3 separate regions of the Homo sapiens genome follow, and regions 1 and 2 are each linked to region 3. The links are chromatin contacts, found by Hi-C or POLR2A ChIA-PET in ENCODE. All regions are on one chromosome and are shown on one strand. Each heading gives the region's core, a stretch centred on a gene start or an enhancer-like site at or near the end of the contact. The rest is flanking DNA. Distances are from core to core; before and after follow the strand shown.

Evidence for each region. A loop is a pair of places that touch in the nucleus more often than their neighbours do. ChIA-PET counts read pairs that join two places held with the same protein, here RNA polymerase II (POLR2A). Pooled maps may share reads with other maps.
Region 1: a loop to region 3 is called in a map of endothelial cell of hepatic sinusoid, with 3 times the contacts of the local background. The contact joins the promoter of LOLI1 here to the enhancer-like site in region 3. A Hi-C loop is called at or near these places in 4 of 168 maps with a recorded cell type or tissue (PC-3, PC-9, endothelial cell of hepatic sinusoid and 1 more) and 5 of 50 pooled maps. POLR2A ChIA-PET finds 5 or more read pairs at or near these places in 3 of 52 experiments (GM12878, RWPE1 and activated CD4-positive, alpha-beta T cell).
Region 2: a map of prostate gland shows a loop between it and region 3 (3-fold over the local background). The contact joins two enhancer-like sites. A Hi-C loop is called at or near these places in 3 of 168 maps with a recorded cell type or tissue (PC-3, mesothelial cell of epicardium and prostate gland), 4 of 37 single-sample maps with no recorded cell type and 5 of 50 pooled maps.

Annotation. Positions count from the first base shown.
Region 1 is chr3:113,102,897-113,105,688 of GRCh38, reverse strand. It overlaps LOLI1 (lncRNA oncogene in liver cancer 1), which reads left to right and starts at 1,269. Exons shown (of 3, transcript NR_189285.1): 1 at 1,269-1,372. All of the region lies in intron 1 of NEPRO-AS1 (NEPRO antisense RNA 1), which reads right to left.
Region 2 is chr3:113,083,670-113,086,369 of GRCh38, reverse strand. The region is part of intron 1 of NEPRO-AS1 (NEPRO antisense RNA 1); the gene reads right to left. All of the region lies in intron 1 of LOLI1 (lncRNA oncogene in liver cancer 1), which reads left to right. Among named protein-coding and RNA genes, the nearest start is that of LOLI1, 19 kb to the left of the region's middle. Within about 2 kb of position 1,334, at least 3 of the 41 ENCODE cell types and tissues checked have a DNase peak (open chromatin) inside an H3K27ac peak, as active enhancers do.
Region 3 is chr3:113,050,625-113,053,394 of GRCh38, reverse strand. All of the region lies in intron 1 of NEPRO-AS1 (NEPRO antisense RNA 1), which reads right to left. LOLI1 (lncRNA oncogene in liver cancer 1) reads left to right here. Exons shown (of 3, transcript NR_189285.1): 3 at 1,690-2,482. Among named protein-coding and RNA genes, the nearest start is that of RMP64, 32 kb to the right of the region's middle. RefSeq lists an enhancer at 1,692-1,871. Within about 2 kb of position 1,399, at least 5 of the 41 ENCODE cell types and tissues checked have a DNase peak (open chromatin) inside an H3K27ac peak, as active enhancers do.

The DNA of each region.
Region 1 (2,792 bases), core at 20-2,519, 52 kb before region 3:
AACAGCATGAAAAAAACAAACAGAAAAACAAAACAAACAAACCTCCTGGGTGATTCCCATGTAGGAGGACAGTGCTGAAAACCAGTAAGGCAGTCTGATTTGGAGCAACACAATGAGAAGTATATTTAGCTGAGGGTAAAAAGTGGAAAAGTCGAGGTCAAAATATGTTGAATGTGTGGGTGGATGGGTGCGTGTCTTTTCCAAATTAGAATGAACTCCTGTAGATAGAAGACCCTAAGTTAGGAAACAGGTGCAGCCCAACTAGGGAGCCTCGGTCAGCCCGTTCTACACCGTAATTCATTCTCTCTCTCCATCCTCTGCTGCGGGCCTACAGCCCAGGGCTGTTCTCTCTGGTGCCTTGGGCAGGGCCTTCACACTCACTTTCACTGGGCCTGCTGGCATTTAAGCCTCTGTCCTGGGCTGCTCTCTGGCTGCTAAAATCTGGCAGCCACACAAACCCTGCAACCCAGTGGTTTTTGAATGATATCCCTTCAGCTTCAGCCCAGGGGCTCTGGCTTTTCTGCTTGTTTTCTTTTTTCTTTCTTATTTAAGAAGCTCAAGAGAACTTAAAAGCAGATCCTTGAAAGTTAAGCATTTCTAATCACATAAAGGTGTCTCTGCAGGGCCTGGGCTGAAGAGGGTTTGTTTGGGGGCTTTCATCATTCTGTGAATCCCCTTCCTTCTTCAAACAGCCTTTCTGGGCTCTTATCCACCCAGCTTCTTGCTGGATGCCCACCCCCATCATCTCCATGTTTGGGGCCCAGAGGTTAAAGGAGAAGAGGGGGCTGGCCAGAGGGCCAGAGCGGGGAGGGAGGAAGTGGTTGGCCCCCATGCCGGGCCCTAGCAGACTTTGTGAGAAAGCCCCTCTCCATCTGTAGCCCAGCCCGGTGGGAGTCAATTAATTCTGAATAACCTAAACCGACAGAGGTATTTGCATTCACAACCTGACTGATGACCGTATAAAATTGATTTATGAATTAAAGTGCTTCCCCTCCCTTTATCCCAATTCAGTCTGTAATTGATTATACGTGCTGCAGCGAAATTAAATAAAAGAAAATTAAAAAGAAAAGAAAAAGGAAAGTGAAAAAGAGACACCCTCGCTTGGCGGTCCAGCATTCTCAGGGCTCCCCAGGATTAGCCATTCCATTCATCACTTATCATTTTTTATTAAAAAAGTTACTTCCCCCTTTGTCTCCACCCTCCCTGCACCACCCCCCTTCCCGCCCCCATCTCTCCATTGCCAGTATTCTCCTCTCCAGTTTCCTCCCACTCGCTGAAACTCTGAGGTGTAACAAGGTCCCTGGACAGAGTGAGAAGTGAGGATGGGCAAGCCTTCTCCCCAGCAGCACTTGTGCCCTCAAAAATGTGAGATGTAAGCAAAGATGTCTTCTACTTTTGCCTCCCTCTTCTGTGCTGGTCTTTCATTTCATCCTTTTTCTGACTGCTCCCCACTCTACATGCACACAAATCAAAATTTTCTTGCAGGAAATCATTTCATAAATTTGTTCTCAGCAAGGAATACATTAATGGTAAACTTTTTAAAATGGCTTATTCCTCTTAACAGAAATTTACCAAAGAATAAAGTGCTTAGATAAAGGAATAAATATCTAATTGTAAAATTTCATTTTCTTAGTAGGAAAAGGGTCTTAAGTAGGGGAGCAGAGAAGTTGAATTCAAACCAACTAGTGGCCATGCAAAGGGACTTTGGAACTAGTTGGACCCAGGCTCTAAAAATTACTAACTGCGTGTCCTTGTACAAGTCACTTAACCTTCCTTGCTTTCACTGACAATTTAAGATAACTGATTAATCCGAGGTAATGTACATAAATCCCTTTGAAGTGTGGCTCAGCAAACAAGGAAGGTACTTTGCAAACATTAGAATTAGAACCTACTTCCTTGCTTATTCTGCTTATGAAACAAGGCAGTGCTGACTCAAGAGTTTTCTGGTGTTAGGATGATCAGTGGTTTTCTCCCAACTCAAACCCACTGTGGCTATTTGAGTGACAAATGGAGAACTGTTTTCATTGCCACACCACATCTTGAGAACAAACTGTCTTCTTTACCTCTGTATCCTCAGAGATCTTGGTACATAAAACACATCATAATTAAACCATCTCACTCAATTCGTCCTCATTGCTTCTCACCTTTTCTCGGCTACCTTCTACCTCAGGACTGCCAAGATTTTATCCCTACTTTGTGCTATTTCTTTTCCTGCTTCATTGCTGTCTTTCAATGCCTGCATCCTTCCCAATCCCTTTTCTATCTTTGACAGGTACAGCATTGTCTCCTTTCCTCTAAAGCCTTAATGTACAGGTTTGTGGGTAATCCCATATTAAGTGCTGTTGCCATATTTTACTGAAAGTTCAACAAACTAGGGAGTGATTGCTTGGGCCGGGTCAGAAGAGGTCCACTTTATTGATGGGGGCATGATAGTCCCTCCCCCAGTGAGGAGCTCTTGCAAGAACAGATCCCTATGAAGGGTGAACTCCCAGAGAAGTGCCTCAAGAACACTGAAAATTGGACCCTCTTCAGGGAATGTTAACAGATGAATTATGCGATGTGAAAATTTCCAATAGATGTTGAGGCAGCTCTAAGTGAGGGGCTAACCAGCAGAGAAGGCTTTTCCTTTTCACCGTCTCAGGACAGCCAAACTGCCGCCGCCTTGAGGGGCGGTCAGGCATCTTGCAGTTTCACACATTCTAGTCTACTTCCGGCTTATCCTGGCAATTCCTTGTTGGAATGCAATAAGGTCAGGAAAATGCCTAAACTCTTTTCAGTTGTTTACTGAAAAC
Region 2 (2,700 bases), core at 85-2,584, 33 kb before region 3:
GGGCAGCCCCTGCATCTCCAACAGGGCAGGCGGTGCAGAAAGAAGGAGAGAACAAAACTTGAAACAAGGGGGACTGGAGAGGAGAGAGAAAAACATTGTAACTTGTTAGCAACCCAATGGCAAGAAGGCAAGGGGAGGAGGCACTAATGAGTTTGATGACAGTTGTGTTTAATAGAATTTTATTTGCCAGTGAGGCTGCAAGGTGGCTAACTTTGCTATTACACCTCAGCTAAACTCATTTTCACATGTCCACTAGATCCTAGGGAAAAGAGAAACAGAGTAGAGAAAGAGTGAAAAAGAGTGAAACCCAGAGAGATTCAGAGAGAAACAGCGACAAAGAGATAAATCAGAGAGGAAGGAAAAAGACTCTTATATTTTGGTGTTCTTAATGAAATGCATAATTGAAAGGGGTCAATAGATTTGGCAAAGATTTCTTGTGCCTTTTTAAAAATCTAATCTTAGGAAATTCACAGAAACCTCAATCTTTAATGATTAGTAAACTTCCCAGATTCTTTCATATACATTTCCATTAAGAATTTCGTGGTGGTGGGATTGAAGTAATGTCTAGAAGTGTTGTTCCGACTAAGGACTGCAGAGAGTGCTGAAATATCAATAGAGAAAAACTTAAATAAAACACAGTGGCCGGGCGCGGTGCCTCACACCTGTAATCCCAGAACTTTGGGAGGCCGAGGAGGGTGGATTGCGTGAAGTCAGGAGTTCGGGACCAGTCTGGCCAACATAGTGAAACCCTGACTCTACTAAAAATACAAAAAAATTAGCTGGCCATAAGTGCTGAAATATCAATGGGGAAGAACTTAAGTGCTGAAATATCAATGGAGAAGAACTTAAATAAAACACAGCAGCCGGGCGTGGTGGCTCACGCCTGTAATCCCAGCACTTTGGGAGGCTGAGGCGGGTGGATTGCCTGAGGTCAGGAGTTCGAGACCAGTCTGGCCAACATGGTGAAACCCCGACTCTACTAAAAATACAAAAAAATTAGCCAGGCATGGTGGTGTGCGCCTGTAATCCCAGCTACTTCGGAGGCTGAGGTGGAGGATTTGCTTGAACCAGGGAGGTGGAGGTTGCAGTGAGCTGAGATCACGCCACTGTACTCCAGCCTGGACGACAGAGCGAGATTCTGTCTCAAAAAAAAAAAAAAAAAAGAAACACAGCTAATTAATTTTCACTTGACCTCCCAGACAGTGGCACATTTATTCCAATTATACAGATGAGGAAGGAAGTTGAACAGCACTGTGATTTGCACAAGATCCAAGGTAGAGCAAAAGATCAAGAACATCTGCCTGTTGGGCCCAGAGCCAGCTCCTCAAAAAACCACAGCCTTCTTGTTTCACTATTATATTTCTAGGAAAGAATGTATTTATACTGATGTGGAAATCTGATCGACAAAATTCCAACATGCTCCTTTAGGAGAGATTGTGTGTCCAGAGAACATTAAGGGAAGAGATTAGCCAGTGAGATTAGTCATCTCCTGATTTGGTTTTCTTCCCTTATAAGACAAAAAGAGGAATCTCATTAAAAGGCTATGTAGAGGGAAACAATCCAAGTCTTCTCTGATCGTGTTCTTTTGCTTTTCTAAATAATGTGTTGTATTCATAAAAATCTTGCCCTTCCAAATTTCTGAAAGCATTTACGAACATTAATTAAGCTTCAGGATAGTGGTGAGTGGCATTTGTTATTACTCTCATCTTTCAGATAGAGAAACGGGTTTAGAGAAATTAAATCTCTAGTGCATGGTAACTCAGCACGATAGAATGAGGTATAGAATCCATCATGACTAGGTTGAAATCCACACACCTTTCTGTAAGATCAATGTCATGGAACATGTCTTTCAACAAAATTTCCAACAGCTTATGTTTATCTTAATGTTCAATCTTTCCTCTCTCTCGTCTCCTTATTGTGCAAACTTTAAAAGGTGCACATTGTAACTTTTTTTATTTTTTAAGAGATGAGGTCTTGCTCTGTTGCCCAGGAGGGAATGCAATGGCATAATCACAGCTCACTGCAAGCTCCAACTCCTGGGCTTAAGCAATCCTACTGCCTCAGCCTCCCGAGTAGTTAGGACTACAAGTGCATACCACCACGCCCAGCTAATCAAAAAAAATTTTGTAGGGACAGGGTCTTGCTATGTTGCCCAGGCTGGTCTTGAACTCCTTGCTTCAAGTGGTCCTCCCACCTTGGCCTCCCAACATGTTGGTATTACAGGGGTGAGCCACCACATCCAGGCCAAGGTGTTCTAATATATTAATTAGGCCAAGGTGATTAATAGTGCTGTTCAAATCATTTATGTCTTACTAATTTTTATCTAGTTCTATCAATTGCTGAGAGAAGTGTTAAAATCTCCCACTGTGACAGGCCAGGCAAGGTGGCTCATGCCTGTAATCCCAGCACTTTGGGAGGCCAAGGTGGGTGGATCACGAGGTCAGGAGATTGAGACCATCCTGGCTAACGCAGTGAAACCTTGTGTCTACTAAAAATATACAAAATTAGCCTGGTGTAGTGGCAGGCTCCTGTAGTCCCAGCTACTTGGGAGGCTGGGGCAGGAGAATGGCGTGAACCTGGGAGGCAGAGCTTGCAGTGGGCCGAGATTGCGCCACTGCACTCCAGCCTGGGCAATAGAGTGAGACTCCGTCTCAAAAAAAAAAAAAAAAAAGACAAACCATTACAAGTGCTGGCAAGCAT
Region 3 (2,770 bases), core at 150-2,649:
CCCAGAAATAATTTCCCAATGTGAAGGGGAGGAAGAAGATTATAGGGCACACCCTTCCTTCAGATTAAAGAAGGCTGCTTACTAAAGTTTGTACACTAGTGGTTCTCAAATCGTTAAGCTCAGGGAACATTTTCAAAATACTGGGATTTCTGATGGCACACTTAATGGGATTAAATGGAATCCACTGTGATTATCATACTACAATGGCATTCATACATTAAAGTTAAAAGGATACAACCTATGTGCCCAGAGAGAAAGAGAGGTTACAATTGAAAAAGTCAGACCATCCTCCCACCTTTCCACTCAGAAAGTGTATGCCCCATGGTAGGTTTGCCAGGTAAAATACAGGAGGCCAAGTTCATTTTGAATTTCAGATACATAATGAATATTTTTGAATATAAGTTTGTCCCATGCTAAACTCATTTATCGGAAATTCAAATGTAACTGAATACCTTGTATTTTTATTTGCTAAATCCAGCAACCCTCCTGAGAGAGCGTTAGATGGGAGTCTTCCATTCATTCCACCAGTATCTGTGCCCACACACTTCTCCTGGGTGAGCTTCTTGCTCCTTTAGATATGATTGTTGTTAACGATGCATACAACATGGCCCCTAAATCCAAGCCAACTACTTCAGCTAGTGTCAACCTAAAGAAATCACAATCTGTGTTAATGCTGGAGGGACTTACTGAGAGACGGTATGTTTGTCTCTGATATGGTACATTCCCTAAGTGTTTTTGTTATTTGGCAAACATTAATTGAGCATCAGAAATGTTCCGGGCACTTAGGATGGAACAAGAAACTAAACATTGCTGTTCTCATGGTGCCTACATACTTGTGGGAGGAGACTGTTCGATGCTCATTTTTATCCCAGAGTTGACCTGAGTTAGATGTGAGTTCATGTATCAGCTGCAACACACTTTAGGACCTTGTTATTTGAATACCTCTGCTTTCTGCCCTGATTATGTTTTCTCGTATATTCCTGAGGCAAAGTTCTTTCTATGCCAGCATCTCCCACAGTAGACCTTATGAAGATAGACAGCAATAAATACTGGTGTAAAAGATAAAGCTTTTAGGAACATGACTCTCTTAACTGAAAACTTTTTGTGTCTTGGCATGTGTGCATGTGCTTATGTGTGTTTGTGAGTATACAGATAATGCACAAATAATGGGTTTCCTGGAAATGTTGGTTGTACAGAGACTATCTTTCTTGATCATTTTTGTCCCCAAAGCAAGCACTTGAAAGAATTCAGTAACAACTTCTTGAGCAGAAAAGATGGCCTCTGCTCAGAGCTTGGTGCAGCAGCAGACACTGAAATGTGGCTTGGCTCTGTCTCTTGGCATAGTTCTAGGGTGTTATGTTCCACGAGAGGCCTTGGAGGGAGGAGGCACTGGTACCTTTTCAGAATCTCGTCAAATCAGGCACAGACTTGCTGGCAGCCACAGCAAAGGGATCTTACTGATCTTTGCCCAACTCTCAGGAGGTAACTGGCAAGACAGAAGAAAGCAAAACAAGCAACCAAATCCGAGGCCTTATAAATTTGACTTGGAAATTTTGTCTCAAGGCTGTCAAAGAGTAGAAATAATGATTTCATTTTCTCCAAGTCCCATTCTTGGGCATTTCGTATTTAACGCAGATAAAACACATTCGAGTACCTATCAACTTTTTTTCTTTCTTTTTTTTTTTTTAGTCTAGCCGTTCTCAGCATCAGGTGACTCTGCTCCTTGAAAATACATTTAAGTGATGCCATTCCTGTCCAAAACCACCACTGACTCCTTCTTCAGAGGGCAAGCCTTGAAATCATGTGCATTTGCCTGTGAGACGTTTCTCCGATTATCTGAAAATCTTCTGCCAGGGATAAGGCGATTTGTCTCCATTCTGTCTGAGGTTGCGGATCTTGGTTTGCAGAGGAGGGCTGCAACGTAGTAGGTTCCTCCACGTGGCTTCTCACTGAAGCCAGAATGACTCATTTAGAGAGTAATCTTGGTGCGGCCTCTTGCTGCCCTCTGGTGGAGAAAACGGGTATTGAACAAGCCATAACGACTGATCTCTGAGGCAAATGCTGTGAAGTGTCAGCGCAAAGGTCCACGGGGAATAATTACACTTCAAGCTATTATCTAAATGAACGGAGTTCATCTAAATGAATGGAGTTGGAACGGTTGTTCTATGAGAATCTGATTTCTCAGCAAGAGAAGTTTTAATTCCATCCCCTTTTTATTTCTGTTTGCTGCGAACTGGTTTCTCATTTCTCCACACTTGCTCTTCCTTTTCGTGAACAATCATTTTGTGTATTTTGAGATCATTATAAAATTCTTGTACGCTCATTTTAAAACATTTCCAGAAAGTGAAAGTCAGCATGTGACCCAGGAAAATTCTAATTCTTAAAACACTCAAGACTCTAAACTAGGGTTTAGACCTATATATTCAGATCTAATTCCAAACCAAAATTCATTTCAGAAGTTTAAATAAAACGTATTAGTCTTATGCCTTCTGAGTCTTTGATTCAAATGAGAGGCTTCTTTTTTTATTTTTTTATTTTATTATTATTATACTTTAAGTTTTAGGGTACATGTGCACAATGTGCAGGTTAGTTACATATGTATACATGTGCCATGCTGGTGTGCTGCACCCATTAACTCGTCATTTAGCATTAGGTATATCTCCTAATGCTATCCCTCCCTCTTTCCCCCACCCCACAACAGTCCCCAGAGTGTGATGTTCCCCTTCCTGTGTCCATGTGTTCTCATTGTTCAATTCCCACCTATGAGTGA